Linked DNA regions of Homo sapiens: region 1 is linked to region 2. Evidence: chromatin loops called from intact Hi-C (ENCODE). Cell type or tissue: HepG2. All regions are shown on one strand. Links, peaks and the distances in the headings refer to the core of each region. The heading gives the core; the rest is flanking DNA.

Evidence for each region. Peaks named below come from ENCODE experiments on the same cell type or tissue, not always from the same donor. Only the 100,000 strongest peaks of a DNase experiment are listed, where the experiment ranks them.
Region 1: a loop joins it to region 2, with 7 times the contacts of the local background. A loop is called at or near these places in 61 of 110 quality-filtered maps.

The regions. Positions count from the first base shown.
Region 1 is chr10:93,356,341-93,359,247 of GRCh38, reverse strand. MYOF (myoferlin) reads left to right here. Exons shown (of 54, transcript NM_013451.4): 30 at 2,400-2,573. Among named protein-coding and RNA genes, the nearest start is that of MYOF, 120 kb to the left of the region's middle. In HepG2, for the core only: a CTCF peak has its summit at 1,371 (motif pointing right); a DNase peak (open chromatin) is centred at 1,377.
Region 2 is chr10:93,072,738-93,075,575 of GRCh38, reverse strand. It overlaps CYP26A1 (cytochrome P450 family 26 subfamily A member 1), which reads right to left and starts at 1,683. Exons shown (of 7, transcript NM_000783.4): 1 at 1,453-1,683; 2 at 1,044-1,268; 3 at 507-797; 4 at 269-427. The coding sequence starts at 1,641. In HepG2, for the core only: CTCF peaks have their summits at 1,320 (motif pointing right) and 1,664 (motif pointing left); no DNase peak of the experiment used is centred there; H3K4me3 peaks cover 1,411 bases; H3K27me3 peaks cover 2,199 bases.

The sequences.
Region 1 (2,907 bases), core at 151-2,650, 280 kb before region 2:
ATGCTCATTTTATAGATAATGCTCACAGAGTTTAAATAGACTTGCTCTGGGCCAAGTGTTTAGTAAGTGACAAAGCTGGTGCTGGAACCCGGGCTAAGTCCAAACAGGAACTCTCTCTATTCCACAGAATGGGTAACTCCGGTAGGCACTATGACATTATTTTTATTAGATGGTGAGCTTCTGGAAGCAAAGATGGAGCCACAGTCATCTTTGTATCCTCCTTGCTAACTCAGAAATATGCTCCCAGTAAATAATCTAGTCAAATAAATGAGCTAATGAATGAATGAGTCTTTTTTTTTTTAATTTAAGTTCCGAGATACATGTGCAGTACATGCAGGTTTGTTACACAGGTAAATGTGTGCCATGGTGGTTTGCTGCACCTATCAACCCGTCGCCTACATATTAAACCCAGCATGCATTAGCTATTTATCCTGATGCGCTCCCTCCACCCGCCGGCCCCAGTGTGTGTTGTTCCCCTCCCTGTGTCCAAGTGTTCTCATTGTTCAGCTCCCACCTGTAAGTGAGAACATGCGGTGTTTGGTTTTCTGTTCCTCTGTTAGGTTGCTGAGGATAATGGCTTCCAGCTCCATCCATGTCCCTGCAAAGGACATGATCTCGTTCCTTTTTATGGCTGCATAGTATTCCATGGTGTAGATATACCACATTTTCTTCATCCAGTCTATCATTGATGGACATTTGGGCTGATTCCATGTCTTTGCTATTGTGAAGAGTGCTGCAATGAAAATATGCATGCATGTATCTTTATAATAGAATGGTTTATATTCCTCTGGGTATATACCCAGTAATGGGATTGCTGGGTCAAATGGCATTTCTGGTTCTAGGTCTTTGAAGAATCGCCACACTGTCTTCCACAATGGTGGAACTAATTTACACTCCCACCAACAGTGTAAAAGCTTTCCTATTTCTCCACAGCCTCACCATCATCTGTTGTTTCTTGACCTTTTAATAATCTCTATTCTGACTAGTGTGAGATGGTATCTCATTGTGGTTTTGATTTGCATTTCTCTAGTGATCCGTGATGTTGAGCTTTTTTTCATGTTTTTTGGCCACATAAATGTCTTCTTTTGAAGATTTATCTGTTCATGTCCTTTGCCCACTTTTTAATGTGGTTGTTTTTTCCTTGTAAATTTGCTTAAATTGCTTGTAGATTCTGGATATTAGACCTTTGTCAGATGGATAGATTGCAAAAATTTTCTTCCATTCTGTAGGTTATCTGTTCACTCTGATGATAGTTTCTTTTGCTGTGTAGAAGCTCTTTAGTTTAATGAATGTCTCTCTATTGTTTAATTATCCCCGTCTGACAGGGTGAGAAGTTTCTGAAGGTGCTTGAACGCTCTTCTTCCACACGAGGGCACCAAGTTGAAGCGGGAAGAACACTGAGCCATCAGTTAGAAGGCTCAGGATATGGTCCAGTTCTAACGAGTATTTCTGAGGCTTTGATCATGTTTCCTAACCTGCCTTACTCTTGGCTATGTGAAATTTTTCACTGCTACTATTTATGTTACTAGAGGGTCAGGTACAAGATTATGCTTAACCTGCATTTTACATTTATTTAAAGTGAAAAAATAGACCCAACAATAATTACCCACATGGAGCTCTCACTTCTCAGGTCTTGAATATTATTCCACATTGTTTTACGTTTATTAAATCCAGTCATATTTTTAAGATTTTAAATCAAACTTCTGCCATGAAAATGTCAGCTGCATGAAAGCAAAGACCCTATCTCTTCTTCACTGTGTCCTCAGCCCCTAACACGATCCCTGTCACACAGTGGGCACTCATATTTGTCGAATGAAGAGAATATAACATTGAAAACTGATACCACTGGTAAATCAATAGTTCTTAAGCTAAAAAGTACCACACGAATTTGTTATTAGTTATTACAGAAATAACATATTCTGATCACTTAATTATCAGTTATGGCAGCTATTAGCTCAGGCAAGACATTTAAACCTGGGAGGGGGCATTTAATTTTTTTCCTACATATGTAAAATGGAGATACTAATGTTTTACAAACTATATCACAATAGCAACATTTTTATGAAATAATGAAGTGAGGAAACAGAAAGCAATTTGAGAAAGAATCCACTTGCTTCACCCACCCCCAAATCTGAATGAGGTGCACCTCCTGAGGGTATGTCCACGACTGTGCTGTCATTGCCTGGTTATCTCTCTGCACTCCTGCAGTCCATCAGCTCTGCAAGGCAGAGGTCCTGTCTGTTTTTTTCTTTTCTGTATTCCTGACTCTAGCTCAGTACTTGGCACAGAGTAGATTTTGAATACTGTGTATCTGTTGATTGATCATATAACCTGTTTTATCAAAATAAGGAATATCATCATCATCATCGTCATCATTAACATGTTTACTTCTGTTTTAGGCCATGGAGGAATTGCAAGACCAAGAGGGCTGGGAATATGCTTCTCTAATTGGCTGGAAATTTCACTGGAAACAACGTAGTTCAGATACCTTCCGCCGCAGACGCTGGAGGAGAAAAATGGCTCCTTCAGAAACACATGGTGCAGCTGCCATCTTTAAACTTGAAGGTGCCCTTGTAAGTACTAGGTTGCCAGAGCGCAGATCATATTGGTGTAGAGAAAATATATGAGTGTTGGATACAGCACTGCCAACTCCATAGAGGTCCCTGTAACCCTGGTACTATAAGATGGCAAATATTAACAGGTTGAGGGAAAGCCACACATCCTGGGTGCTCAATACCTCGTGTAGAACGAATAGACCATTAACACAGGAGTGTTCTAAGAAATACTGCTGTCTACACACCTGCTTTACCTAGTGTTTTCCAAATATATCTGTTCCAGGACCCTTGTTTCAGGTGACACCTATTCACATCCCAGGCACAAGTTCTTTGAATCACATCTTGGAAACTG
Region 2 (2,838 bases), core at 1-2,500:
AGGTTCTTTATTAACATTTTTGCAAATTCCAACTTTCCCTTTGAAACCTGGAAAGGCTAGGGGATGCTCCCAGTTCCGCCGCAGCCCCTTCCGCAGCTCTCCTGACCGGGTGTCTCAGCCTTCCTTCGGGATTCCATAGCTGTAGTCTGAGCCGGCCGCCCACTCCAGAAAGCTGGGCCCCAGGCGCGCGCTTTGGGGGCCCCAGGAACAGCGCTTGGAAAGCCAGGGGACCAAACTCCGCAGTGCCTGGTCTGAAGCTGCTACTCACCTGCATGTCCAGCCGCTCTCCCCTCTCCCACGAGTGCTCGATCAACAGCTGCAGCGCGTCTTTGCAGCCCTGGCCCGCCTCGGATGCCCGCAGCCCGCAGATCTTGGCGCGAATGTTCTGCTCGATGCGCGCGTGAATGAGGTTCCGCGCCTTCATGCCCTGAGCGCAGAGAGCGCGCGGCGGTGAGCAGACGCCCAGGTCCCGCGCCCCTAGTCCGCAGCCCGTTTGCCGCCCTTACCCGGTACAGCCCGCTGAAGGGCACGTCGATGGGCAGCGAGAAGAGATTGCGGGTCATTTCCTCGAAGGCCTCCACAAGCTGCTGCTCGGAGTCCCCGTCGCCCGCCAGTTGGGGTTCGCAGCCCAGTAGGATGCGCATGGCGATTCGGAACATGAGGCGCTTCACCTCGGGGTAGACCAGGAGGCCGCGCTCGCCGCAGCTCAGCCACTGCTCCAGGCTGCTGCCCACTTCCTCGGTGATCACCGGCACGTAGCATTCGAGTGCCTCGCGGCTGAAGGCCCGCATAATCACCTGAGTCCCGAGGAGGGGACAGCGTTAAAAGCCTCCATCCGCCCCTCTCGTCTACCGCCGTCCCCTTCCAGACACCCCCAGTCCTGCCAGACACATGGCACTCTCCGAGCTGGGAAAGCTAACCTGGAGCTGGCAGAGGGTCCTAGCCCACCTCAAGCTGCTAGCCCGCGCCTAGCATCCATCAGCCGGAATTCCGCTCATAAATGGGGTCCCCCTCCCTGTCCAGCCGTCGCCTCCTGCCCCCACCTTCTTGCGCTGCTTGTGCGAGGAGTCGTGCAGGTTAGAGAGGCAGCCAGATCCCAGAATGGTGCGCACCGACGCTGGCCAGTGGACCGACACCAGCCGGTGCTCTCCGAGCAAGATGCGCCGCACATTGTCCGCGCCCATCACCCGTACGGTGGGCCGCCCGAACAGATGCGTCTTGTAGATGAAGCCGTATTTCCTGCGCTTCATCTGCAGGAACTTCCTCCGCTGTGGGAGGAAGGCGGAGGAGAGAAGTGGGCATGAGGGGGCGCCGGGGAGCGCCGCGCTCCCGCCAGCCCTGCTCCTAGCCGCAATAGCATGCCTCCCGGGGGCGCCTACCCCGACTTCAGCAGAAGCCCAGAGCCGCGCCGGGCTCCGGGGAAGCAGCCTGTCCCGCCCCACCCTCCCTTACCTGCAGTACCATCTGCAAGGTTTCCCCAAAGAAGGGGAAGCCCATAGTCCCGGGGGGCAATGGGAGGGCACAACTGCGGTCGCGGCCGCTCACGCAGTACAGGTCCCAGAGCTTGATCGCAGCCAGGAAGAGCAGCAGCGGCAGCACGAAGGTGCAGAGCGCACTGGCCAGCAGCGCCGGGAGCCCCATGGCGCGCCGCGACCTCCCGCGCCACCTGCCGCCGCCGCCAGCGCTTCAAACCCCACGGCGCTGCCGCTTTATAGGCGGCCCAGGTTGCTGCCCACGTTACCTTGGTCAGACAATTAGTTCACCCAAAGTTCATCTTTAATTGCGGATTGGGCCCCTGGCTCCTCCCCCCGCGAGGCGCTGCCCAAAATCTTTAACCGTTTGTTCCGCGCCGAGGCAGAGGCGGCGCGGTGGCGGCTTCCCTCCGAGCGCGCCTCCTGGGGTGCGGGGCTAGGAGCTGCCCGCCTCCCCCATCCAAGGTGTGCTGAGCTCCGAGGCGGCGGTGGGGGAGGGCCAGGACTCCGAGGAGCCGGAATTCCAAGCTCTAGCCTTCCCGGCGGTCTCTTTGGAATCCCTCCCGCCCGGTCCCACCCGCTGCCCCGGCCCAAAGCAGCCTTCACTGGCTTTCCATTTCCAGGTGCCGGGTGGGCTCTCTTCCACGTGATGAGGAAGCAAGGGAAAGTCCTTTCAGGAATCGTCCAGCTGCCTCCTCCCACGTGTGGGGAAACTGAGGTCCAAGAGAGATGCATAAAGCAGGCCTCCAGACGTCTCCGAAGGATCGCGCAGAAGAACTCAGGGCCAGAGTCCAAGAGAGAGCCTCGGGGCATCGGGCGCAATAGGCAGATCTGGGATCCCCAGCTCCCCAACCCCTGCAAGGGGGCCAGGACTCATGAAGTCTTAGAAGGTCCTACTTCAGGATACAAGAAGGCCTCCAGGTCCCTCAGGTCCCCAGGTGCTACCCTGCACAAGCCTGATCCCCGACCCTGGGGCACTTCGTCTGGGGCTCGGCAGTCGGTGCCCGTCTCTGAGATCCAAGCACAGCTCGCCTATTCGGAGGGCCCTGCTGCTTGGCGCCCCAGCTGGACAGCAGGGAAGGGGGTCCTTAGCCCTGGCAGGATAAAGAGACGGTATAAGAGGAAGGGGAGCCCAGGAGTCCTGGCTCCGAGGCCCGGCTCCATCTGTACTGCGTGTGACCTTGGGCAAGTCACCACACATCACTGTGCCTGTTTCCTCCTCCTTAACCGGGAGGCGATCATTCCCGACCTGTCTAAGCCTCAGGGTAGTGAGTTCCCAAAAGGGGGCTCCGGTTGCAACTACTCTTCCCAGCTCCAGGCACGGTAGACTGCGTTACCTGGGTGTCCGGTACACCGGGCACTGGAG